3 separate regions of the Homo sapiens genome follow, and regions 1 and 3 are each linked to region 2. Evidence: chromatin loops called from intact Hi-C (ENCODE). Cell type or tissue: Calu3. All regions are shown on one strand. Each heading gives the region's core, and the rest is flanking DNA. Links, peaks and the distances in the headings are about the cores only.

Region 1 (8,656 bases), core at 1,650-5,649, 62 kb after region 2:
CGAGACTCCGTCTCAAAAAAAAAAAAAAAAAAGCAGCATTAGGAGAGAAATTTATAGCACTAAATGCTATAAATTTCTCTCCCACAAGAGAAAGCAGGAAAGAACTAAAATCGACACCCTAACCTAGGCTCTTTTTCTGGGTCTCTTTCTTTCTAAAGTTTTGCTTATTTTGTTTACTGCACAATCCAACTAAAACCAAATTTTTTACATCATTTCATTTGAGAGTTACCTTTTATTCTAATAAACTGTGGAATAACTGGGGTTGGGGAGGGAATTGCTTAAGTTCATAAGGATTCTTGCAAACTTGAATGTGTCGATACAAGATTTTTTTTGAAAATTTGTAATTCCATTTCACGATCTCAACCAGAATTCATTATGTTTAAACCACCTGATATAGACTAAAACATTTTTTCAGGAGCACAATTGTAAAAAGGATGCAGAGAAATATTTACAACATTACTTATTTCTTTGCAGATTTAGTGAAAGTATGTCCTACTTTTACAAAATATCTTATTTTCCTCTCTTTTTTACACATATAATAGAGAACTAACTTTTATAAACTAAATGAGAAGGGAATACTAATTTTTAAATTATGATGTCACTTGTAGAATTTGTTTTAAAATTGATAAAATACACCTCTTTTTTTATTATTATACTTTAAGTTCTAGGCTACGTGTGCACAACATGCAGGTTTGTTACATATGTATAAATGGCCATGTTGGTGTGCTGCACCCATTAACTCATCATTTACATTAGGTATATCTCCTGATGCTATCCCTCCCCACTCCCTCTACCCCATGACAGGCCCTGGTGTGTGATGTTCCCCTTCCTGTGTCCAAGTGTTCTCATTGTTCAATTCCTACCTATGAGTGAGAACATGCGGTGTTTGGTTTTCTGTCCTTGTGATAGTTTGCTGAGAATGATGGTGTCCAGCTTCATCCATGTCCCTACAGAGGACGTCAATTCATCCTTTTTTATGGCTGCATAGTATTCCATGGTGTATATGTGCCACATTTTCTTAATCCAGCCTATCATTGATGGGATAAAGCACACCTCTTTAAGACTGCTTATAGAATGCTATGGACTCATTGGCTTGGTTTTTTATTTCCTTGGTTTCAGTCCAAAGTGTAATAAGCTTTTCAGAAAGTTTCTCCTGGATGTGTAAAGAATACCAACAGATATCAGAAAGCATCTGGCTGAAAGTTTAAGCAGGGAGTATTGTTATTCATCCAGCGAAGGTGGTAAAACTCTCCTGTATCCTCGAAGTATAACTAACTGAGAGAGAGAGGCCCTATATAAAGCCAGCTGACTTACCCTGCAATTGCTTGTCTGGCAAACAGACAATTTTTAAAGACTCATATATTTAGGAATTTTTAAATGCCATAGAATCGATGGACAAAATGATTTTCATTTATCTTAATCCAAAATCACAAGATTGATTATATACTTAGGTTATATGGAAAATCAGCATTAGAAGCATTAGTTCTACACCTCATTTGCATGACATTATTACAAGATATTAACTGTAAAAATGAAGTAAATATAATATCTGTTCACCAGATGCCTAAAACATACAACATTAGTATAGACATATAGAAGGATCTGCAAGCAACTAAACAAGTAGCGTAAATCAAAGAATATACTGATAAAGTGGTAAGTGCCTTTTGGGCTTCTTAGGTAATAAGCCCTTGTATCTGCCAGAATAGTCTAGCAAAAAATGCATTTTTTTCTTTAGCCTAGGGAAACTTTTCACAGGAGATGGAGTTTTAGGTATTGTGTAGATGATGGGAGAAATTGCTTTTGATAAGCTTCAGTGAAAAAGGAAGGGAATGTGTCATTGCAGATAGAGAGGGAGAGAAACACTGGTAGTTGGTCGTAGACTGGTAGTGGTGTAGAAATAGAAAGCAAAACCTATTGGACAAAGGAACTGAACAGATTTGTTAAAAAGGAATGAGACAAACAGATATGAAAGATAAGGAGTAAGCTGATACAGGCTGGTGAGCTCACTGATAGCAGAGTCCACCAAGAGGCATTTAGTGGTTTTCCTTCAGGGCAAAAAGTTTGAAAGAGAAAAATATGATCTCTAAATAGGGCTACTCATAAAAAATATTGACTATTAAGAATATAGATACAGTCTGTATCTTTAAGACTGCAATTTAGTACAATTTAATTTTGTTTATAGGCTAAACATTTTTATAATTTCATAGCGATTAACTTGATAAAAAAGGGAAAATTTCTTGGTCTTTCTGCCAATCTGTGTTTCTAACTGACCCTAAACAGCTCTGTTGGTTTCCTGCTCATGCATTAGAGCTTGTCCATAGCCACAAGCCCCTCTTTTCCTGTCAGCCCTGCAAAGACCGCCCCTTCCAAATTGCCTTCTCCTCTTGATGGCACATCCAAGCACTAGCAAATTCGGAATCATTTTTGACTTATCGTTTCCTTTTACCCTTTTTAATCATAGGTACAATCTTTTGCAAGTTGCTTTATCTCTCTGACCTTAGTTTTTTCATATATAACATGGAGTTAATAAAACAATATTGCCATTTTCAGAATTCAATAAGTTAATGTGTAAAAGCACACAACATAGTGCATGGCACATAATAGTTGAGCTTTAATTGTACATGTTACTTGTTTTTTCTATCTTCTCAACTGGTAATAATAACTCTACTGAATAGGTAGTAATTTAATGAAAAAAATTAAATGCATTGTGGTGTTTGCCAAAATTTTTGGTTTGTATGTATACACTGGATTACAGTTTTATAAATTTGTCCTCATGAAATTGATTGTCAGGTGTTTTCTCTTTAGTTGTTTTGTTAAAAGGTTAATTGGAGCATAACAAATGCATCACTATCTTATGTAGCTCCTATAAAAACATAAATACTTTAAAATAAATTTGAAAATTAGAGGGGCTACTACATGCAACTGATTATAGTTCTAATTTTAGTTATGAAATTTACTTCTCAACTAAGGCACAATCTCTAATTCTGTATCTGCATTGATGACTCAGTGATTTTAGAGGTTGTGAGTTGATATTTTCACATTTCTACCTATGGTAACTCATTACAGAATGTCTGATCATGATATCCTGTTCTGTGTAGCATCATAGTGGACACTTCATGATATTTCTGCTAAACCCTTTACCTGTCATAACTGTCTCCTTTCTGTTTTGCAAATTCCCTCAGCAAAGTCAAATTCAGTCCTCACTTGGTTATAAATAGCATTATAAACCATATTTTTGATTTAAATAAAGCACACAAATCTCAAAGAATGATAAAAGCATTGTTCATACTTTGTAAAACTTAATCATTGATTATAGATTAAAACTGAAACAACATGAAGGGATCAGACTCACTCACAGAAGGTTATTGAGAACCAGGAATCATAGATTTCATTCAATTCAAATTATCAGTTGTACATTGTTGCTTGTTCAAAATCATTTTACAATCCACTTTGCCCACCTCCATCTTCTTACGTTACAAAGAACTTTCATCTGCTAGGCACTGCTGATGGTAGAATGCCATGCCTTTAAGGTTTCCCTTTGGAATATAAAGTCTATGTTTTCAATAGAATTAACTGTTCGACAGAGAGAGAACAGGATTTCTGTGCAAAGATGGTACAGTGCTAGTAAAATATATAGCCCCTTTACTGTCTACATTAAGCAAGGATGATACCCTAAGAATTCTAGCTGCTGCTGTTGATGCTGCTGCAACTATTACTACTACTACTTCTACTAATCACGAGTATAGAAAAATATCTCTTTGATCCTGTGTGTGTGGTGGTAAGGTTTTGGGAGAAGCCATTATCTATGGGTGGTGGAATCACATATATTTTAAAGTCTTTTCGACCATGTTCGTTTTCTAATTTTTCTCAAGTAAAAGATTCTTCTATACTTTTAAAAAAATTATAATTTAAAAAAAAATCTTATTGGACTTGTTTAAATTATCAGATATTTTTCAGTTATGTAATTGGTTTCTGGCATACATAGACTTTTATCATTTGCTCTGCTTTAACATACCTTCATCAGTTTTATAAATACAGTTCGAAAGGATTGTTCTAAATATATATAAAGGGAAAACTTCATTTGAAAGCAAAATCTGTATTTGGGATATTTGTTGTCTTTTTTGCCTTCTAAAGGGCAATCTAGAAACACTAATATTGATTGGTTATTTTGTTTCATAATACTTTATAGCTGATTCTTGGCAAAAATGGTTGATTTCTCTTTCATTGTAATACAATAATAAAAAAGTTACTCAGAATTTCTCCAGTGTTTTAAGAGCTGTCCAGGTTGACATCCAAAAATTTAAGAGAGCGTTAGAACATGGGATATCTAATTGTTAATTGAGACTGGAATTATTTCTAATAATCTTAGTTGTAAATACTAATATCTTATTAGTCTTCTTATCTTTGCTGGTATAAAAATGGTTGAAACATTTGAAATTATTTTCTCAGTTACAGTTTTGCCCTGTGTAGAAGTGTGATTATCTAAGAAGTGATTTTTTTTCAGATTTCAAATATGAAGTGTTGTTTAATACTAACATATAGTTACAAAGACTATCGTGACTATTTTTGGTGTTCTTGATTATGATTTAATACTTCATACTTTAGGAAAGACGATTTAGTTCTAAATATATTTATAAGTGAGTTCCTAATTTTTTGTGTGCTGTAGACTTCTAAGCTATTGATATAATTGAATGTTAAGCATTTTCATTTTTTATGGCTTACTACTTTAATGCAAAGCAGAATAAAATACTAATTTATTTCTTACCCTCAGATGATGTTGTGCTGATGTATATTTTCCAGTCTTGTCATAAGCTCACAATTACCTACATAATGGTCTTGAACCAAACGATTAAATGGAAGACAACATTTCTGGTCTTCCATTTTAATTAGTGTGGTGCAAGACTATTATGTAGGTTTTTGTGTAAAATGTGGAATGTGAATCCTCAACTCTTTAGTCATTCTTCCTATTAGATATTGAAGCAAAATTTAAAATATGCCATTTGACTAAAGATATCAAAGTGCTTTATAAAGATATTACAATGTACCTAAGTCCTGTTTTAGAGCACCAGAGAGAAAAATAGAAGCGCATAGAAGGAATAAATTCAGTTGCACATTTTGTATTTAATCCAATGACTCAAAAACATGGGCACATATTTACCAAATTAAACGCTTTCATCAAACATCTTCTTGATCATACCATAAAAGCCCCCAAAGTTTTTATTGGTAGCATTGCTCTGATTAATGAAATGAGCTTCAGTGCAAAAACTTGGGCTGTTAGAATACTTACAAAACCATTATTGTCCAGTTCTATAGCTGCTACCCTAGTCCCTGGCTCTCATCTTTTTATACCTGGTTTACCACATCAGCATCCATGCTGAGAACCATGCCTCAGTCTTGCACTGCTCAAATACATTTAGTCATGAACTTATTTATTCAGCAGACCTTTGAGGACCTACAATGTGCCAACAATTTATTTAAACAATATTTGTATATTTTCCATCCCCAGGCTAGGACTTATAGTCCCCAGTTGGTTATCAAATCTAAACTAAACTCAGCCTAAAAATTTAGAGTTCTCCAAATCTCACTTATTCTTGTTCTTTCATGCCAGTCTCCTTATGGTAACATTCATTCTTAGCACAATGTGTGTCTGTTCCCACTTCTTGTCCTAGTGCATCATCTTTCCTCTTCAAGGATGTACTCCTTCTCCTCCTTAAAATTTTAAAAATCATAGCTAAAACTACCCTGTGAGGTGTGAGGTTTAGGTTGGTGTAGTCATCTGACTTGGATCATTCTTTTTATTCTGGATCCTGAGAGTATCTAGAGGAAATTGCGTATTCTGGTTAATGAGTGGCTTATCACATACTGTCTTAACAACACTAAGCACTCTTTATTCAGTAAAAGTTCACACCATAAGAAAATATATTGTAATGTATTTAGTGCTTCTTCGGTGATATATAAGGTGTTCTACTTAGAAATTTAGATTTGTAGGAATGCTGGTTAATAGAAGTTTCTAATATTTACTGTCTTCCATATTTCCTGATGTTTTGTTTATTTTAAGCTATTTTAAATATTTTGCATTTCATATTTTTAACCAGGCAGTATCTCTGTTCCTCATTCTGAACACCCAATATGGTACTTTGAACATAATAGGGTTTCATAAAGTGCTTGATTCAGTAAAAAAAAAAATTGAACATCTACTATGTTCCAGGCATTTTGCTGGATTTCTGGACTACAATCATGAAAAGACAGTCTATTCTCTCAGCCTGCTTATAGTCTAGTGGGAAAGATAGGTTGACAGACATCCCTAATATAGTATAAGTTCTTGAATACAGGTAAATACAAGAGTATAGAGTACCTAGTCTCTTCTAGGAGTGTCAAGCAAACTTTTTTAGTAGAAGCAGCCTCTGCACCAAGGAGGGAATTAGGAAATTTTAGTGCCTGATAATCTCCTTCAGTCTCCTAAATTATACCAAATGAAACAAAGTAACAGTGTGTGTTTGCTATGGGAATACACCTGGAAGTCAAATATCCAGCATGCACTCCCTAAAGAGTGCCACCCTAAACCTTCCCATGTAGGAATGCCAGCGCCACCTCTGAGAGGAAGGGATGGCTAAACAGAGGCAAGCAGCAGACAAGAGCAGGAGGATTCCTGCAAGGGGAATATGAACAAATACCCAGTGGCAAAAACAAAACAAAACACCAAGGGGAGTTGGAAGAAGTCATTTTCCAAGGCCAGAATGTAGATTTGTTTGGACGGAGTGGATGGGGGGATATAGGCACAGTCTTTGAGCTGCAGAAGAATGCCAGGAGCCAGGTCTTAAAGGATTTTAAATCAGTGATTTTTTAAAACCTTTATTTTCTTAACAGTAGAATTCTTAAGAATTTTAAAATTTTAACTTTAGCTCAATATTTAAAAAATAAAAACAGAACTAGTTTGGTTTTGATGTTGTTTAAGGTTTATTTTGCTGTGCGTTTTGGTGGGGTGGTAGAAGTGTTAGTTTCCTTGGTTGCTTGCTTCTCTCTGTACTCTACTGAGGTTAGGAATTGTGTTCTAGAGTCACATCATGTTACTAACTGGGGCTTTGTGTTCTGACTGGTAGTAGCAATAGGTTTCACCCTTTGTGATTGAGTAGGCTCCTAGGAATTTACTTTCATCTATTCAACAAAAATGTGTATACAGGTTGAGCGTCCCAAATCTGAAATGCTCCAAAATCTGAAACTTGTTGAGTGCCAATATGATGCTCAAAGGAAATGCTCAGTGGAACATTTTTAGATTTCAGATTTTCAGACTAGGGATGCTGAACCAGTAAGTATAATGTACATATTCAAAAAAAAATCTGATATCCAAACACTTCTTTTCTCAAGGATTTTGGATAAGGTATGCTCATCCTGTATTCTTAGTACTAGTAATGTTTCTCTGAGCAAAATAGACACAATCCCTGACCTCATGGAGTTTCCAGTATAATGCCAGAGATGGATATTAGAAAGTAATCCTGTAACTATAAGCTGTGAGATAAATGCTGTACAGAAGAGGTCACTTACATTGAGAGATCTGTAAAGAAATGACATTTAGATAGAAACTTAAGTGGAGATCTGAACAATGAGCTGGTGGTAGACAGTGGTGTAGGCAGAGGCTGTAACATGCATGAATGCCCTGGGGGGATAAGGTTTGTGGCAGCAGTAAAGCCGGAGAGGGAGGTAGAACCCAGATTATGGACAGCCAAGTTAGGGATTTCGATTTTATCCTCAGTGTAATGAAAAAATCATCAAAAGGTTTTGAATAGTGGAATAATATAAGATGACTTGTTTTATTAAAATATTAATTATACTATGGCTAATGTGTGGAGATTTGCTAAGAGAACAGGTAGAATGAGTGAGTATGGGGACATCAGTTACAGGAGTCATATTCTCATATCCGCCACATAGTGGGCACTCATTCACCATTTTGTGGTTAGCTGAATGATGACTAGATCACTGCCTCTGTTGTAACATCTCAAATTATTTGCACTTTAACCATGAGTTAAGTTGGATATTTTTGAGGAATCATGAAGTGTTGCTGATTTGTACTAATTTTTCCTCATAAAACTTTAGATATTTTGAACTGCTGCTTCATCTTGCCAAGGGTGAAAACAAAGCATTTATTCATTCATTCGAGAAGTGCTTAAGCTGTGCCAGGTACTGGCTGAGAGCTGAGGATACAGACTGAATGAATAAGTTAGGCATGATATCTGCCATCAAGTGGCTTGTAGTCTGGGTAACCAGAGCTGAGTAGAGCAGGCGGTATGTTGGCCTCATACCTCCGAAGTAGTATGTCTGGAATTAGCCTGTCTGTAGTCCCAGCCTCAGTATCTGGAATATCCTAGGTGAAGATGAGATCTCTTAACAATTTAATTACATTTTCTCCTACCTCCTCTTTGTTCTAATGTATACTACTAAATTTCTACTTCGATGACCTTTGCTGAAAATACAGCCACTCTTAAGTCCTATAACACATGTGCCCAGGACCGGACAACCTAAAAATTAAATCCTGATTCTTCTTTACTCTTAGAAAAGCTGGGACCTTCCTTAATGGATTAACCTTCTATTGCTGCGTAACAAATGACAAGAAATTTAGTGATTTAAACAACACGTATTTATTGTCTCGTGCTTCCATGGG
Region 2 (8,656 bases), core at 3,136-7,135:
AAAGCAGAAGCAGGGAATGTCAGATGTACCTAGAAAAAGGAGCAAGTTAGGGGAAATGCACAAAACATGATTTGCTCTTCTGGTTTTTTTAAGAATAGAGTCTAGGCTGGGTGCAGTGGCTCACACCTGTAATCCCAGCACTTTGGGAGGCTGAGGTGGGTGGATCACTTGAGGTCAGGAGTCTGAGACCAGCCTTGCCAACATAGCGAAACCCCATCTCTACTAAAAATACAAAAATTAGCCGGGTGTGGTGGCGGGCTCCTGTAATCCCAGCTACTCAGGAGGCTGAGACAGGAGAATCACTTGCACCTGGGTGGTGGAGGTTGCAGTGAGCTGAGATTGCACCATTGCATTCCAGCCTGGGTGACAGAGTGAGACTCGGTCTCAAAAAATAAAAAGAAAAAAGAAAAAATAGAGTCCCATAAAATTATGTCAGATAGACACTCCTCCTGAGACTTAGGGATTTTCAAACCATTTCAAATAGAAAATGAAAGTGTAAGGAGACAAGTGTGTAACTTTCCAAAAGAAGTTGTGTTCTGTGTCCGTTTTAGGTTACAGAATGACTCAAGCCAAAAAAAAAGTATGTTATTCATTCATTTACACAAAATACAAAATATTTTCATTATCTTCTGTTATTTGTTTAAATTGATAAAATTATATTTATGGTGTACAACTTTATTTTTTGATATATGTACACATTGTGGAATGGCTAAATCAAGCTAATTAACATATGCATTACCTCACATACTTTTTGTTGTGAGAACACCTAAAATCTACTCTTCACAATTTTCAGGTGTACAGTATATTAACTGTAGGCCTATGATTTACCATGGATCTCTTGAATTTATTCCTCCTGTTTAGATGAAATTTTGTATCCTTTGACCAACATTTCCCCACCCCTTCTACACCCCAGCCTCTGGTTACCACCATTCTACTCTCTGCTTCCATGATTTAGACTGTTTTAGATTCCACGTATAAGTGAGATCATTGGCATTTCTCTTTCTGTGCCTTAGCTTATTTCACTTATTATAATGTCCTCCAGGTTCATCCGTGTCGTTGCAACTGACAGGATTTTCTTCTCTTTGAAGGAAGAATAGTATTCTGTTGTGTGCGTATACTACATTCTCTCTATCAGTTCATCTGTTGATGGATACTTAGGTTGATTCCATATCCTGGCTCTTACGAATAATGCTGAAATGAACAGGGGAGTACAGATACCTCATCAACACACTGATTTCATTTCTTTTGTATTTATAACTATTGGTGAGACTGGTGGATCATATGATAGCTCCAATGTTAGTTTTTGAGGACCCTCCATACTGTTTTCCATAGTGGCTGTACCAATTTACATTCCCAGCAACAGCGTACAGGGGTTTCCTTCTCTCTGCATCCTCATCAGCACTTGTTCTGTTTCATCTTTTTGATAATCACCATTCTAACAGGTGTGAGGTAGTCTCTCATTGGGTTTTAATTTGCATTTCCCTGATGATTAGTCATGCTGAGCACTATTTCATATACCTGTTGGCAATTTGTATGTCATCCCTTATGAAATGTCTGCACCCTTTGCTGTTTTTTTATTAGGTTTATTTATTTTCTTGCTATTTAGTTGCTTTAGCTTTTTACATGTTTTGGATACTAATGTCTTATCAGTTGTATGGTGTGTTTTCAAATATTTTCTCCCATTCTGCAGGTTGTCTCTTCACTCTTGATTGTTTTATTTGCTGAGCAGAAATTTTTAGTTTGATGTAATCCTATTTGTCTATTTTTGTTTTTGTTGCCTATACTTTTAGGGTCATATTTAGAAAGTCATTGCCCATACCAGTGTCAGAGAGCTTTTTCCCTATGTTTTCTTGTAGGAGTTTTATAGTGTCGGGTTTCATGTTTAAGTATTTAATCAATTTTGAGTTGATTTTCGTAAATGATGTGAGATGAGGGTCTAATTTCATTCTTCTGCATGGGGACATTCAGTTTTCCCAACACCATTTATTGAGGAGACTGTTTTTTCCCCATTGTGTGTTCTTGGCATCTTTATTGAAAATCAATTGACCATAAATGTGTGGTCTCTCTATTATATTCATATTTTTTAAGTAAATTATTTTATGATGAGAAAGGTGGCAAAAATTCTGCATTATCTTTGATATGTAAGAAAAGGCCATTTGGGCACAGATTGGACCTGATTATTTCTCTTTTCAAGAAGCAAGTACCTTATCTCTATTCTTATTCCAAAGTGATTTAATCTCTATTAATAATTTAGGCAACTAAACATCATTACTGATTGTAGGAGAAATCTGAGTCTAGTCTGTCTATACTGATCAAGAACCAGGACTACCTCATGGAGACTTTGGTAAAATAAATCTCAACAGCACTCACCAGATGAATAAAGGTTTTCTTGAACTAGTTTAAGATACTTGGTTATCAGTTGAACACAAATAGTAATAATTTAAGGTTTCATGAATTGACATGTCTATAATTAGCTTCCTAAACTAAGAATAACAAAAAATGAGTAGTTTGTTAATTCCTAATAGCCTGTGATGAAAGTTATTATCTGGGGTTTTTTTTGGGTCTGTTTTAAAAATTAACACTTTGGCTCTGATTATAAAATTTATAAATTGGAAATTGAAATTACTGGATAAAATACAATTTATGTTTTAAAAACATTTTCAAGTGGAAAAAATTACAGCTTGGCTGAATAGTGATAATTTTCAAACTAAGCCTTTGAGTTCACTATTTAGAGTTCTCTGATAAATTGTTAGAGTTAGAAGTAGTGAGTTCATTGCTTGACTGAATAAATAATTCATATGGCACAAAAGCAGCTTTTTCTTTCTCTTCAGTTCCCTTCTCCCCCATTATGTTCACTTTCTCTCTTGTAAAAGGCTCCTTTGCAGCCAAATAGCAACCTTGTGTGAATATGCAGGGACTTGGGCATAGTTTCAACCTCAGTGTTAGCTGAGTATCTGGAGTCATGGAAGAGAATTAAGAATCTGTCTTGAATGTATATTTTCTAGTAGCAACTGAAAAGAAATATAGTAGTTGTAAATTGCTAGACCTTACTCTTACGGTACAGTTGCTCTGGAAATCTCTTTTTAGCAAAATAGGATTTTATTTCTGGATATAGAATCTTTCGTAGTGTCTGCGTCAAAACAAAATTAAGTTTTAAAATTGAGTAAATCATTTATTTTTTCTAGTTTTTTCAGAAATGCTTTTTTACTAGACTAAATAACTTTTCAGCATCAGTCTGATAAGCATAGAATTTTCAAAATTCTTTACTTGCTATTTTAGAATTCTTTATTTTCTAAGAATTATGAAGACTGTATTAGGTATTTATGTGGACTTCCTTTTTTTCCTACCTTTTATTATAGCACCAAAATTGGAATTACGCTAGATTATTTTCTCTCTGCTGTTTAAATCATAAGAGACTCTTTTATTGGGTCAGGGCAATTGTCTTTCTAGCACAATAATCTTCTTTGATAATGTCACTACTGGAAATTATGTTTATCCTTCATAAATTAACTAATCCTTATTTTTGTAATAAATTATCTGATATCCTTCAGAGGTTATCTAAAAATATTCCTTTAAGTCTGCATGTATTCAGCATATTTCATGGTATAACAAGACTTTTACAGTTGTATAACAGAAATTTAAAATAAGGCAACGGACTGTAATCCAGACTTCTGTCAACTGGAAATTTTTATGAAGTAGTATTTTGCTGGTATACTGATACTTCACCAAATACAATGTTTATCTTTAAAGAAGTTTCTAAATAAGACAAAACATTATGTTTAGTAAAATTCAATGTAGTATGTTTTACTGTATACTAATTCTTTATATAGCCCATAATCATAATACATAGGCTATATAATACATGTAAAGCATATAATTCATAATACATAGGATACAAATCAAATATATGAGCTTTATTTTGATATAATCAGACTTTATTCTGTTACCTATTTGCCTTTCTTTTTCAAACTTTTAAGCGTTGCCCTTATTTTCATAAGACTTAGTGTTTCACTCAGTATTAAATTTATCCAAAGTCATTGTGATTTTATGAAACATTGTGATTTTAAGTGCTGAACCATGTTGTTTTTCAATGTAAAATGAGTGTAACTTTTAGTAATTATTGAAATTTAAGCGTTACTGTGATTTTCCATAATTCTATTTCGGTAGTCACAAAAAAACAAAAATTTGGCTTCTTATTGGCCCTTCTAGTGCCAACACTGGCATTGTTGAAATACATTTCTAAGGAAGATGGTGAGTGTTTCACTTCATTAGTAGCTGCATGACAAGCCACCCCAAAGTTTAATGGCTTAAAACAACAGTAATTCATTATTTCTCATAATTTTGAGAGTTGACTGAGTGAGTCTTCTGCTTTGTGTGGTCTTGGCTGGGGTGCTAGGAAAGAGGGCAGTCCACAGTGGCCTCACTTACATAGCTGGCAGTGGATGCAGGCTGCTGGCGTGGAGCACAGTTGGGGGTGGCCTGGGTGCCTCAGCTCTCCTTAAGTGTGCCTCTCTGTGAAGTTAGTTGGGCTTGCTTACAACATGGTAGCTGGATTCCAAAAAGAAATGTTCCAAGGGCAAAGAAGCTGCAGCCTTTTAAAGGGCCATATTTAGAAGTTACTTAGCATTACTTCTGCCCATTCTGTTGATCAAAACAAGTCACAAGGCCAGCCCAGATCAACAGGAAGAGAAATAGGCTTCATTTGTTAAAGATGGAGTAGCAAGATTACACTGTAGAAGAGCAAATGGTTTGGGATGTATTGTTGCAGCCATCTATGGAAATGCAAACTACCACAAGGAAGTGCAGTTTTTGCTGAGCATGGGTATTTGCCATTACCACATTTCAGAAACTGGTATAGTCAAGCACACATGGATTTGACCACTGGATTTACACTAGGGTCACTTAAGAGCTATCAGCCACTGTCTTCTCATCTGTATGACAGTAGTAGTATCAACCTCACAGGATTGACAGTTAAGTGAGATAATTTGGAAGTACACAGCGTAGTGCTGGAAATTCCATTACTCCCATCCTGTTTCTTTTCCCATGTCCCTCATGTTTAATTTTTATATTTGTGATTATAATACTTAAAGGTATGTTTTAAAGATAAATCATAATTCATCTAAAGTCTTTGTCTTACCAAGATAGTTCAATAGTTCCAATCTGAATAAAGTTTATAACATTAACATAATTTATAGATCTTCTAATACAAGCATCTGTCTAATGCTAGAATTCTTTATAAACCACTGTATATAGGCTACTCACAATGTAATGAGCTACTAATTGGTAGAAACAAGTGGCTATTTGCCATAGTTCTACATTCTGTTCTACCTTCTATTTTGCAGAAAAATCTTACAGCTTTCCTAAGCCATCTTTTTAGGTCAATTCCAGAATTTGTTTATGATCAAATTGACAAGTACCTAGCCAAAGAGATTAAGATACTGAATCAGAGAAAGAAGTCTAAAGAGATAATTTTCCAATGATCATTTCTAAAGAAGGAATAGAGATAAAATATTTTAAAACAGGTACTGAATAGTCACAGTCAAAGGTTTGATTATGAGTCAGCTTTGTTGGTTTTAGTCTCATTAGTCACCAGCACCACCAACCTGTCATATTGGCAATACATAGTTTTGGTCACCAGGAGAAGGAGTCACAGAAAACCAGTACTACTACTTACAGAAGATTAACTGAAAGCACATGTCCTGATTTGTTCTTGAAGATAAGACTGAGGTGAATATTGCTTAAAACAGTATCAGCAAAATACAAAATCAAGTGAAATATTACATTGAATATAATAATTGAAAGAATGAGGATAGACACAAAGAACTTTTGGATGCTAGTGATTAGATATTAGAATTAGTTTCTCAGAATATTTTAAAGAATTTAACAAATGACAGTGTTATGAATTATGTGGGCAGTGCTTAAAGTGGGAACAGAGCAAAAGAAGTGGATTTAGTTTTGTCAAGTCTGTCTGTTCAGCGTTAGGGGGAACATTTTATTTCTTCTGAAACAATGATATTGGAATCCCATTTCATCTTTTCATTTTCAAACACTGACTTTATAAGTGACTTTGGGAGAAGCTTTTAAGTTTTATATAAAGCACTTTTTTTGTACTTAGCACAAAGTGGGCACCTTTAAAATTACCTGTTTGTATAGCAGTTAATTTAAAGAATATGTTCATGCATATTACTATATTTTCTCGATTCTAAAAGCTCATCAATTGTAAGGCACATTCTTTGATTTCATAACAACTTTTTAATGTCTCTTTTTGGAAAAATAAAACACTTTTCTTGGGGGAGGAGGAGAATTTTTCTAAGGATTATTCTGAATTCCTTTGGGCCATAGGCACTGTAGCAAATGCTGCTCTTCCTGATCTTTAACACTTTTAGGATTGATAGTGTCGTTCTGAGCCATGTCCAGGAATTACTTTGGCGAGGTTTCCATTTCCTATTTAATTAAAATTTTTTTACTAATTATATTACATTTCACTAGAAGTTAAATAACTTCTCTTGAAAGTCATCCAGAAGACTTTAACAGCCAGATATTTGGTATCTGCTCAGAATTATCACTTGTGAAACCTTCATTAAACATAATTCAGCCACATGTCACAGAAAGTTCTGCATGTATAATAACTTTTTGTTTCAATGCTGCATTATAGTGATCTTTAAAAGACATTTTAAGAGGTAATTTAGGGATTTCAAATTAAGTTAAAATTTAGCTGTGCATAGTTCTGTTGATGCTGATAAGTGAACAGAAGGTAAATTCTTAGTCATGTCTAAGTTCACACAGAGATACAATAATACACGTGGGTGTAATACAAAGCATTATAGTATTTTGTATAGTATCTCCTTTGTTATTAAAAGTTCTTTTGATATCTTTGGTAAGACTCCTATTGATTTGAAAAATGTTACTGTGAAAAAAATGTGCTTTAAGAGTTGAGAAAGTAAATTATTCCTTTTTTTCTCTCAGCAGCTGTTTAAGGAAGACAGAGCAGGCATTGGATAATATTCTTATTAAGGTAAAGAATCTGGGTGTTTGAGCCCTAAAGTCATACAGCAAGTAGTCCACCTGGAATCATGAACCAGGTCTTCAGGACTTCCAGATATTTGTGCTGTATACTATGCTGCATTTTCAACAATAATTCATTTATCTGTGGGTTTGATTTAATGAGACTCATTTATTCAACAAATATTTATTAAATGCTATTCTTGCCAGTCATTGTGTTAAATGATAGTGTAACACAGTAAACAAGACAGATATCTTTCCATGTCCTCACGAAACCAGCAGCTTTGGAACTAAACAAATAATTATAACTAAGATGAGCATTAAGGGAGAAATTGTAAGATGATAGGAAAGAATATAACAGGCGGACTTAACCTGCTCTGGGATGGTGGGGGAGTGTTGAATGTGAACTGAGGGTAGGACATGAGAAATAACTTTTGGGCTGAGATTGGAAGAATCAGCATGAGTTAGCTTAAGCCTAGGAATTAGGAGAAGGGTTAGGATGGAACATTGCAGGCAACAGAAATAGCATCTACAAAAGTAAAAGGAAGAACTGAAAAGATTCCAGTGTGAGCGTTGAAAAGAAGGATAAGTAAATGTAGAGAAGAATGTAGGAAAGAGATTATGCATTCTTCAGGATTTTTTGACCTATATCCTAAGGGATATTGGGAAACCATGGAAAGGTTTTAAGCATCGGGGTATGCCATGATTAAATTTTTCATTTGAAAATCATGAGTCTGACTATAGTATATATAGAAGCATTGTTGTTAGATGCTATTTCGGTAGGCCAGGTTGGAGATGATGGTTACAGCAGTGGAGCTGGAGAGAAGGGAATAGATTTGAAATTTGGGATGTGAACAAAGCCTTGTATTTGACAGAAATGTAAAACTATTAATAGTATTGTTATTGTTCCACCTATAGAATCTGATTATAAGATTATCTCTAAAATACTTTCAGGTAACTTGTACTTAATGTTAGGAGGAAGTGACTATATTATAAATATAATTTAGAAAACATCGTTCCTTAAAAAATAATTTTTGAATTGTGCTAATTCTTGTTATTGTTTGACTTCATTAACTAATATAGGGAGTATAGGGAGAACTTAGTTTTAAAAGATAATTTGACTTCCTGATTTATACATAAAACACATAAGTAATTTTGGACATATATGATGTGTATATATATATATATATAGTGCAGGTCATCTTGTTTACACCACTTATTAATGAATATCAGATTTGGAAGGTGACTCTTTAGGATTTTCCTATTGGTTGATTGATTGAAACTTACATGAAGAATTTAACCCTTTTGTTTCAAATAGCTTTCTATTAAGAAACACTTTTTTCATGATTATTCAGAGAATTTATTGCTGGATCATTGGCTCTAGAGATAGACTGCTGGTTAAATTAAAAGATGCCGGAGGAAACATTTTGGAAACAGACTTCACAGAATTCCTTATGAACTTCTGTACTTTCTTAACCAATCTTATTTCTTTCATGTACCTATGGCTGTTACTAGCCTGTTGTATCAGGGATACCATAGTCAACTACCTATACGGGCCTTAACTATAAAGAATTAGGCCATTTAGGGAAATAATAATGAGACTGGGGCTTTAGAGAATTTGTGCTCATCTAACTGAGTAGAGGGACAGCTAATA
Region 3 (8,656 bases), core at 1,867-5,866, 130 kb after region 2:
TCCCCCTATGCCTACTACCCTGTTTCCATTCTCCTTCCAGTTATTAAATTTGTCATAGAGATTTGGGTTGTTCTGAAACTACTTAAGTGTATACTGGGATATAACAAGTAAGTAAATATGTTTCAGATAATAAGACCCAGATTTCTCACCGTAAGATAAAAGGCTAGTGTGTTCAGGGCTATGGTGTTCAGTTGGAATTGGAAGTATCAGTATGAACTTATGGTTCTGAATATATATAAAAACAGATAAATATGAAAATATAGATGGGGTATGTTAGTGTACATACATATATTTCCAAGCCCTGCCTACTAACAAGACATGAAAGCAGTGACACCCAGTAGTAGTGAACATAGATAATACCCAGATCTAGGATTTAAATACCATTCTCCAGTAGAAGGTACTATGCCGCCTTGGAGAAATGGCTGATTCTATATCTAGGGCAGGGAAAATGGAAGATGAGCCTAGAATAGTAAGTACACATAAATAAGTAAAAATAAATTTCAGGTGCAGCGGCATGCACCTGCAATCCCTGCTACTCAGGAGGCTTTGTAATCCCAACTACTCGGGAGGCTGAGGCAGGAGGATCGCTTGAGACCAAGAGTTTGAGACCAACCTGGGCAACTTAGCAAGACTCCATCTCAAAAAATGAATGACTAAATGAATGAATGATGAGAGCATGTCAAAAAAACACAGGAGCCAACTTGAAGGAGTTCCCAATAGCCAATTCTGGAGCAATTTTAGCAGCAAAATAAATAATGATAGCATTATTATAATCCAGAAAATAAAAGAAATATCCATCCATCTGTATTGATATAAATACTTAAACACCTGGGAGGGAAAGGACAGGTCTTCCTTACAGTAGAAATCCAATTATAAATTAATAAGTAAATATGGAAATGGAGACTCACCATTAGGCAAATATCATGGTAATAATTGTTTAAAAGAACTATCAATGGATATTAAAATAAGTGGGTGAAAGTGTCATGAGAAAAAAGATTTTTTGCATAATTTTGAAGTATTTTCCCAGAAGATAATTAATAATTGCTAAGAGAAACATCACAACTGGTGTGGAAAAATAAACCTGGCAGGCACCACCTTAACCAGATGATCAATTACAGATGATAATATCACCAGTAATAAGACATAGTGACATACCATGTGCCACTAGTGTGGTATATTGACAAGGGCACCTATTGCTTTAGTTCTGTTTTTGCTCAAAATACATCACCTCAATCTAATAATTAGAAAACATCAGAGAAATCCAAGTTGAGGGGCATATGACAAAATCAGTGCCCAGTACGCTTCAAAAGTGTCAATGTCAAGGTCATAAAATACAAATAAAGACAGAAGCAACTTGTCAAAGACAAACAGATTGGATTATCAAATTTTGGTAGAGGTTACAGGAGGTTATGGACACATGATACAGTGTAGCATACTAAATTGGCTCCTGGGCCAGAAAAAAAAAAAAAGGATTATTAGTGGGGAAACTGGAAAAGGGCAAATAAGGTCCCTAGATAAGTTAATAGCATTGTATAATGTTAATTTTATATCTTTCATAACACTGCTGTGATTATGTCATGTTCTCTTTAGGGGATACTGGTTAAAGGGTATACAAGAATGTTGATTTTTTACAGCTTTTCTGTAAGTCTGAAATTTTTCAAATTGAGATACTTTGAAAATTTCTGATCAAAATGAAGCAAAATCCTTTCCTTGGGCTTTGTTAGTATGTATTACCTGAAAAAAGTTGGAATTTTCAAAAATATTTTAATAAGCAGTAATAAAACAAAAGGAAAAATATTGGAATATAATAATAATTCAGTTTACAAAGTGCATAGTAGGTCAGAGGATCATTCCTAGATCTCTGACTCTTGTCCCATTCTGTTAGCCTAAAAGAATGTCAGATATCTTGCCCCAAAGGAAAGTTTTTTGTACTTTTCCTGATCTGCCTCCATGTTGCAGAGTGCCAGCTTACTTCCGCACATTTCAGACCTGGTCGCGATACCTTGAACTTCAGGGGCAAGGATAAATCAGGCTAATTCTGCTTTCATTAGGCTTTTCTGTTCAGGCCTGGTTGGGGTTTGAGAGAATATGCCTCTTCTCTAAAACACTGGAGGACTGGGAAGGCTGGACACAATAAATTAACAATCAGTGGCAATCCCACATTTCATATATTGGGTAAGAAAAATAATACTGAGTGTACCTGTACAGACCTAATGCTAATTGCTTTCCCAAATATTATTTATTTTCATACTTAGAATAGCTCTGTGAGATAGATGTTGGCTCCTTTCTAAAAATAAGGAAAATGAGGCTCAGACAGGTTAAATATCTTGCCAAGATGGTACATTAAGTAATGGAAAGCCAAGATTCAAACCCAGGTCTATTTGATTCCAAAGCATGCTATTCTTTTTTTCTTATAGGTCCAACAGAAAAATACATATACATTAAATATGATATCCATACATATAATAGAGCAGTGCAGAGGTAATTCTGTCAGTATCAATGCCCATCCATATAGAAACATCTTAAGAGAAGTTACCATATCATATATTCTTTTTAATTTCCCATGGCCTCCAATAAGGTAGAATCCGGTAATTACTACATTACTGGTGATTTTCAGATTCATAGTATCTGATGAAAGTAAAACAGCAAAAAGAAAAAAATATTGACCTCTGCAGGGCAATCTTATCTGTAGCTAGCTGGCAGATTGCTGTTATCTTCATTCTTCTCTCTGTTCTATAAATATTTAACCACCTGTATTGGTTTTCTGTTGCTGCCATAACAAATGACAACACACTTACGATTTAAACAACACAAATTTACTTTCTTTTGGCTCTGTGGGTTGTGAGTCCATCCCAGGTCTCACTGGGCTAAAATCTAAGTGTTGTATTCCTTTCTGTAAGTTCATGGGGAAGATTCATTTTCTTCCTCAGATGGTGGCATAGTCAGATCCTTTTGATCATACAAGGACCCCATTTCCTTGCTGGCTGAAGGCCATTCCCAGCTTCTAGAGGGTACCTGCATTCCTTGGCTTGTGACTTCTTTTCTCTAAAGCCAGGAAAACAGGTCAAGTTTGTTTCATATCGTATCTCCACTCCTGCCTCACTCTCTTTCACTTTTAAGAGCTCGTGATTAACTGGCCCACCCAAATAATCCAGGATAATCTCCCCACCTTGAGGTCCATAATTTTAATCACATCTGCAAAGTCCATTTCACCATTTAAAGTAATATAGTCACAGGGTCAGAGTACTAGGATGTGGACATCTTCATGGATGCCTTATTCTGCAGACCACAATGTAAAAAAAATCACACAAGTTCATAAACCACTGGCTAATATTAATAATCATAACTATACTGAGCAGTTTGTGTCAAGTAATGTTCTAAATTGTGTTTTATATATTAATCTAATCCTTGCAATACTGTAATGAAGCAGGTTACTTAGCCCTATTTTATGGATGAGAAAAAATAAGTACAAAAGACATTAGGTAATTTACCAGAGTCACTGATAGTAATTATTATCTGTAATTTCAACCAGGCGGTCTGAGTCTGTAAACTATGCCATTAACTTCCGTACTATCATAAGTCACTCAGATGATTCAGGACTTCGGATATTTTACTTAACTGATTAGGGTCAAAATGTTTAGCAAGCCTATACTGTATGTGGGCTGGTTATTCTTAGTTTTTACGGTAAATGAATATTTTTTTCTTGCTGGCTGACAGAAAAGGAATGATAATGAGGGTACACAGATGACTGAAATTGAATGTTATTTCCTTAGATTATTTTACTCATTATCACTATTGTATAAGAATATGTCACTGTTTGTTATATAAGTTCCTTCAGAACAACTTAGAGAAAAAATATGGTAATTAGGTTATCATGTAATCCAATGACATACATCTCTGTTGCAGCACTTTTGCAATGATGTTGTAATTCTCTGTCTCTCTCTCCCCCAACCTTTGTTCTTTGATGTTAGTGGTCTTTCCAATTTTGTATTTCAACATCTATAGAGTTTCTGGCTGATGGATCCTCAAATAGTGAATTGGATGAATGGATTAGTTAATTAATTAAATCATTCCTATAATTGTCAATCCATTTATACCCTGCTCTTAAAATTTAATGAATTAATTTGAGGTGAAAATGTTTCAGACAAGATGATCTTCAAATTCTACATGTAATAAAGATAATTTTAAGAGTCTCAAAACAATTTGTATATTTATAGAATCCCTAATAATGGCCATTTGCAGTGTGCTAAGCATTGGGCTAAACGAGAGCTCAGTATTCACAACAATCCTGTGATGTAATGCTCTAGTCGTATACATGTGGAAACTAAGGACTAACTGAGTTGTATCACTCCCCAAAGTCTACTCACGGACCCAGTAGAGCCAATGTCTTCACCTAGGAATAATTGACTCTAAAGCGTTTGCCCTTATCCACTGCCTCATTTCTTTTTATTCCTAAAGTAAAACTACTCATAAGATTTCTGGATCTGATTTCTGTACTACTTGTGGATTGATTAAATACAAAAACATTATTGTGTATTATTATCAGTTGGTCTTTCAAATAACTGAGACCAAAACATTAAAATAGTTTTAAAAATCTGTAAACACTCCTATTCTTCTGGATTTCTACTTACAGAATTAGCACCTAGAACTAGAAAAGTAAGTTTCTTTTTTTTTTCTGAGTGTTAAGACCTCAGGAAATATTTTTTTAATTAACATACTATAAAATTGACTTGATATTCATTTATTTGAGCTTTAATACACACACACACAAACAGACACACACATAAGTGTATTCATGTAGCAACCATGACGATCAGGGCACAGAACAGTTCCATCATCAGAGCACTATCGTGCTACCCGTTTTTAGTCACATTTTCATTCTACCACAAATCCTGGCAACCGTGATCTTTTGCTATCATTTTCTCTTCTTGAGAATGTTATAAAAATGAAATCATACAACATGAAACATAATCTGTGTCACTCAGCATACAATATGAAACATTTCTATTTCACTCAGATGTATTCAAGTTGTTGCGTGTATCAATAGTTTGATCCTTTTTATTAATGAGTAGTATTTCATTGTATGGGTGTGCCACAGTTTATCCATTCATTAGTGGAAGGACATTTGGGTTGTTTCCAATTTACGGAGATTATGAGTAAAGTTGCTGTAAACATTAGTATACAGGTTTTGGGGGGTGAAGTTAAGTTTTCATTTCTCTAGGGTAAATATTTAGAAGTGTGATTGCTGCATAATATGTTGTATATATTTAATGTTTCAAGAAACTGCCAAACTTTTCCAGAGTGGTTGTACCATCCCACCAGTAATAAATAAGAGATGATCCACTTTCTCTACATGGCCACAGGCATTTTGTTTTATCAGATATTTTTTACTTTAACCATTCTAATAGGTGTGTTTTCATAACAGGTTTGGTTTTCATTTGCATTCCCCTAATGGCTAATGAAGTTAAACATTTTATCATGTGTTTATTATGTCCTCTTCAGTGAAGTGTCTGCTTAACACCTTTTGTGTATTTTCTTTTCTTTTTTTTCTGTAGTGTTTTTTTTTTCTTTTTTTAATTATACTTTAAGTTCTAGGGTACATGTTCACAATGTGCAGGTTTGTTACATATGTATACATGTATTTTCTAGTTGAGTTACTTATTTTATTAAATTTTGAGAGTTCTTTAGAGTTGTAGTAAAGACTACTGTAGCTTGTCTTTTCATTCTCTTATCCTAGTCTTTCACAGAACAAAAGTTTTAATTGAGATTTAGTTTATCACTTTTTCTTTTTATGGATCATGATTTTCATCATGCTTGGTGTCATGTGCAGGAACTCTGCTTAACTCCAGATCATCAGGTTTTTCTCTTTGTTTTCTTCACCTTTTTATTAGGGCTTGTTGTATTTTGACCTAATTTTTTTATAAGATGTTAGATTGAGGTGAAGTTTCATTTCTTCAATATGGATGTCCAATTGTGCCAATACTGCTTGTTGAAAAGACTATTCTTTCTCTATTGAATATATTTGCATTTTTGTCAGAAATTAATTGTCTATATTTATGTGGGTCAGTTTCTGGACTTTGTTCCATTCTGTTGATCTGTACATCCATCCTTTTGCCAATACCACGTAATCCTGATTACTGTAGCTTGATAGTAAGTCTTAAAATTGGAGGATGTTATTTCTCTAATTTTATTTTTCAAAATCATTTTGGCTATTATAGTTCCTTTGCCTTTTCATATAAATTTTAGATAATCTATTTATATTAAAAATAATCATGCTGAAATTTTGATTTGATTTGTGTTAAATATGCAGATCAATTTGGAGAGAACTGACTTCTTCCTTAAAGTGTTGAGGAGTCTTCCAATTAATGAACATGGTGTGTGTTTACATTTATTTAGGTTTTCTTTTTCTTACATCAGTGTTTCATAATTTCAGAATACAGATCATGTACATAGTTTGTTAAATTTACACCTATATATTTCTTCTTTGGAGATAAGAACTGTGAATGGCTTGAAGTTTTTTTCTTTTAATTTGGTTTCCAGTTCATTGCCTATGTAGACAGTCTTGTTTTCTGCAAATAGGGACATTTTTATTTCTTCCTTTCTAATGTGTATGCCTGTAATTCTTTTATTGACTTATTGCAAGACATCAAGAGAGGTGATAACGGACATTCTTGGCTTTTTCTTAATCTTGAGAAGAAAGCATAGTCTTTCTCCTTTAAGTGTAATGTTAACTGTAGGTTTCTTGTAGATACGCTTTATCAAATTGAGTAACTTCCCTTCTATTCCTGGTTCGCTGCAAGTTTTCATCATGAATAAATGTTGCTTTTTTTCAAATGCTTTTTCTGCATCAATTGAAATGATCATATGGTTTTACTTTAATCTGTGAATATGGAGGAATGCACTAATCAATTTCAAATATTGAATCAGGCTTTATTCTCTGAAAAGCCTCACTTTATCATTTTCTTTTTGTATATTGCTAATATTTTGTTGAAGATTTTTGTGTCGATGTTCATAAGGTATGTTAGTCTATAATTTTTTTTCTTTTTCTTTTTCTTTTATTTTCTTCGTACTATTGTCCTATGGTTTTGGTATTAGAATAATCCTGGCCTTAAAAAAAATATTTAAATTGGTGTTATTTCTTCTTTAAATATCTGATAAAATTTGCAAGTGAAAGTTGGTCCTGGAGTTTTGTTTTGCTTAGGAGGAAGATTTTCTAATTCAATTTAAAAATATTTACAGGAATATTCAGGTTTTGTATTCATCTTGGATGTGTTTAGTGTCTGATTTTCAAGGAATTTACTTATTTCACTTCTTTAGGTTTATGTTTACACAATTGTTCAGAGCATTCCTTTATATCCTTCTAATATCTGCTGGTTCTACAGTGGTATTCTCTTTTCATTCCTGATAGTAGCAATTTGTGGCTTCTTTTTTTGCTTACCGATCCTACTACAGTTTTGTCCATTGCATTGATCTTTACAAAGAACCAGCTTTTTGTCTCACTGTTTTTTTTTTTAATTTTATTGCTTTTTGATTTTTATTACTTCTTTCTGCTTGCTTTGGGTTTATTTTGCTCCTTGTTTACTGTTGTTTTAATACACAATTCAGAATTTTGATCTGAGACCTTCTTTTCTAGCACAAGCATTTAATGCTATAAATTCCCCTCTATACAGTGTTTTAGGGACACTCCACAGATTTTGATGTTTTTTATTTCCCTTTTTGATCCATAGATTCTCTCTAAATCAGTTTATTAATTTCCAGTGTTTTGGAGATTTTCTTATCTTTTTCCTATTGACATCTGGTCATTATGATCATAGAACATACTTTATAGAATTTAAATCCTTTAAAATTTGTTTTGTTTTATGATCTTGGAAGTGGTGTGTCTACATGAATATTTTGTGTACATTTGAAAAGAATGTGAATTTCGTCATTGGGGTGTGTTCTATAAATCTATAAATGTTATTTGGATCTAGTTGTTAATGTTGCCTGGTTCTTCTATATCCTTGCTAATTTTTTGTCTACTTGTTCTGTCAGTTAATGCAAGAGGAGTATTAGAAGCCTGCAAGAATATTGTAGATTTGTCTCTACTTTTTGTTCTGTTCATTTTTGCTTTGCTTATTTTAAAGCTCTGTTGTTAAAGGCATACACATTTAAGATCTCTCTGTTTTCTTGGCAAATTGACCCTCTTATCATTATGCAATGTTTTTCTTGATCTCTGATAATTTTCTTATCACTGAAGTCTACTTTGTCTGATATTACTATAATCACGCTAGCTTTCTTCTGGTTAATGATATAATTTTTCATGATAGAATTTTTTATCCTTTTACTTTTAAACTATGTAATTATAATTGAAGAAATTTTTGTAGATAGGATATTAATGGGGATTTTTTTTATTATTTTTGGTCTATTCTGATCATCTCTGCCCTTAATTGGTTTGTTTAGGCCATTTATATTTCATAAAATGTTTTATGTTTGGATTTGGGTTTATCATTTTATTATTTGTTTTTTGTTTTTCTCTCTGTATTTTCACTCTTCTGGTCCTCTTTTTCTGCCTTGTTTTGGATCATTTGAATATTTTTTAGTATTCCATTTTAATTTAGTTTTGACTATGTATCTTTGTATAGATTTCTTTTAGTGGTTGCTCTATGGATTAGAATGT

What was found. Peaks named below come from ENCODE experiments on the same cell type or tissue, not always from the same donor. Only the 100,000 strongest peaks of a DNase experiment are listed, where the experiment ranks them.
Region 1: a loop joins it to region 2, with 5 times the contacts of the local background. A loop is called at or near these places in 1 of 110 quality-filtered maps.
Region 3: a loop joins it to region 2, with 2.0 times the contacts of the local background. A loop is called at or near these places in 1 of 110 quality-filtered maps.

What each region holds. Positions count from the first base shown.
Region 1 is chr10:31,411,625-31,420,280 of GRCh38, forward strand. The region is part of intron 1 of ZEB1 (zinc finger E-box binding homeobox 1); the gene reads left to right. Among named protein-coding and RNA genes, the nearest start is that of ZEB1, 97 kb to the left of the region's middle. In Calu3, for the core only: no CTCF peak of the experiment used is centred there; no DNase peak of the experiment used is centred there.
Region 2 is chr10:31,348,178-31,356,833 of GRCh38, forward strand. All of the region lies in intron 1 of ZEB1 (zinc finger E-box binding homeobox 1), which reads left to right. Among named protein-coding and RNA genes, the nearest start is that of ZEB1, 33 kb to the left of the region's middle. In Calu3, for the core only: no CTCF peak of the experiment used is centred there; a DNase peak (open chromatin) is centred at 5,604.
Region 3 is chr10:31,481,018-31,489,673 of GRCh38, forward strand. The region is part of intron 2 of ZEB1 (zinc finger E-box binding homeobox 1); the gene reads left to right. Among named protein-coding and RNA genes, the nearest start is that of ZEB1, 170 kb to the left of the region's middle. In Calu3, for the core only: no CTCF peak of the experiment used is centred there; no DNase peak of the experiment used is centred there.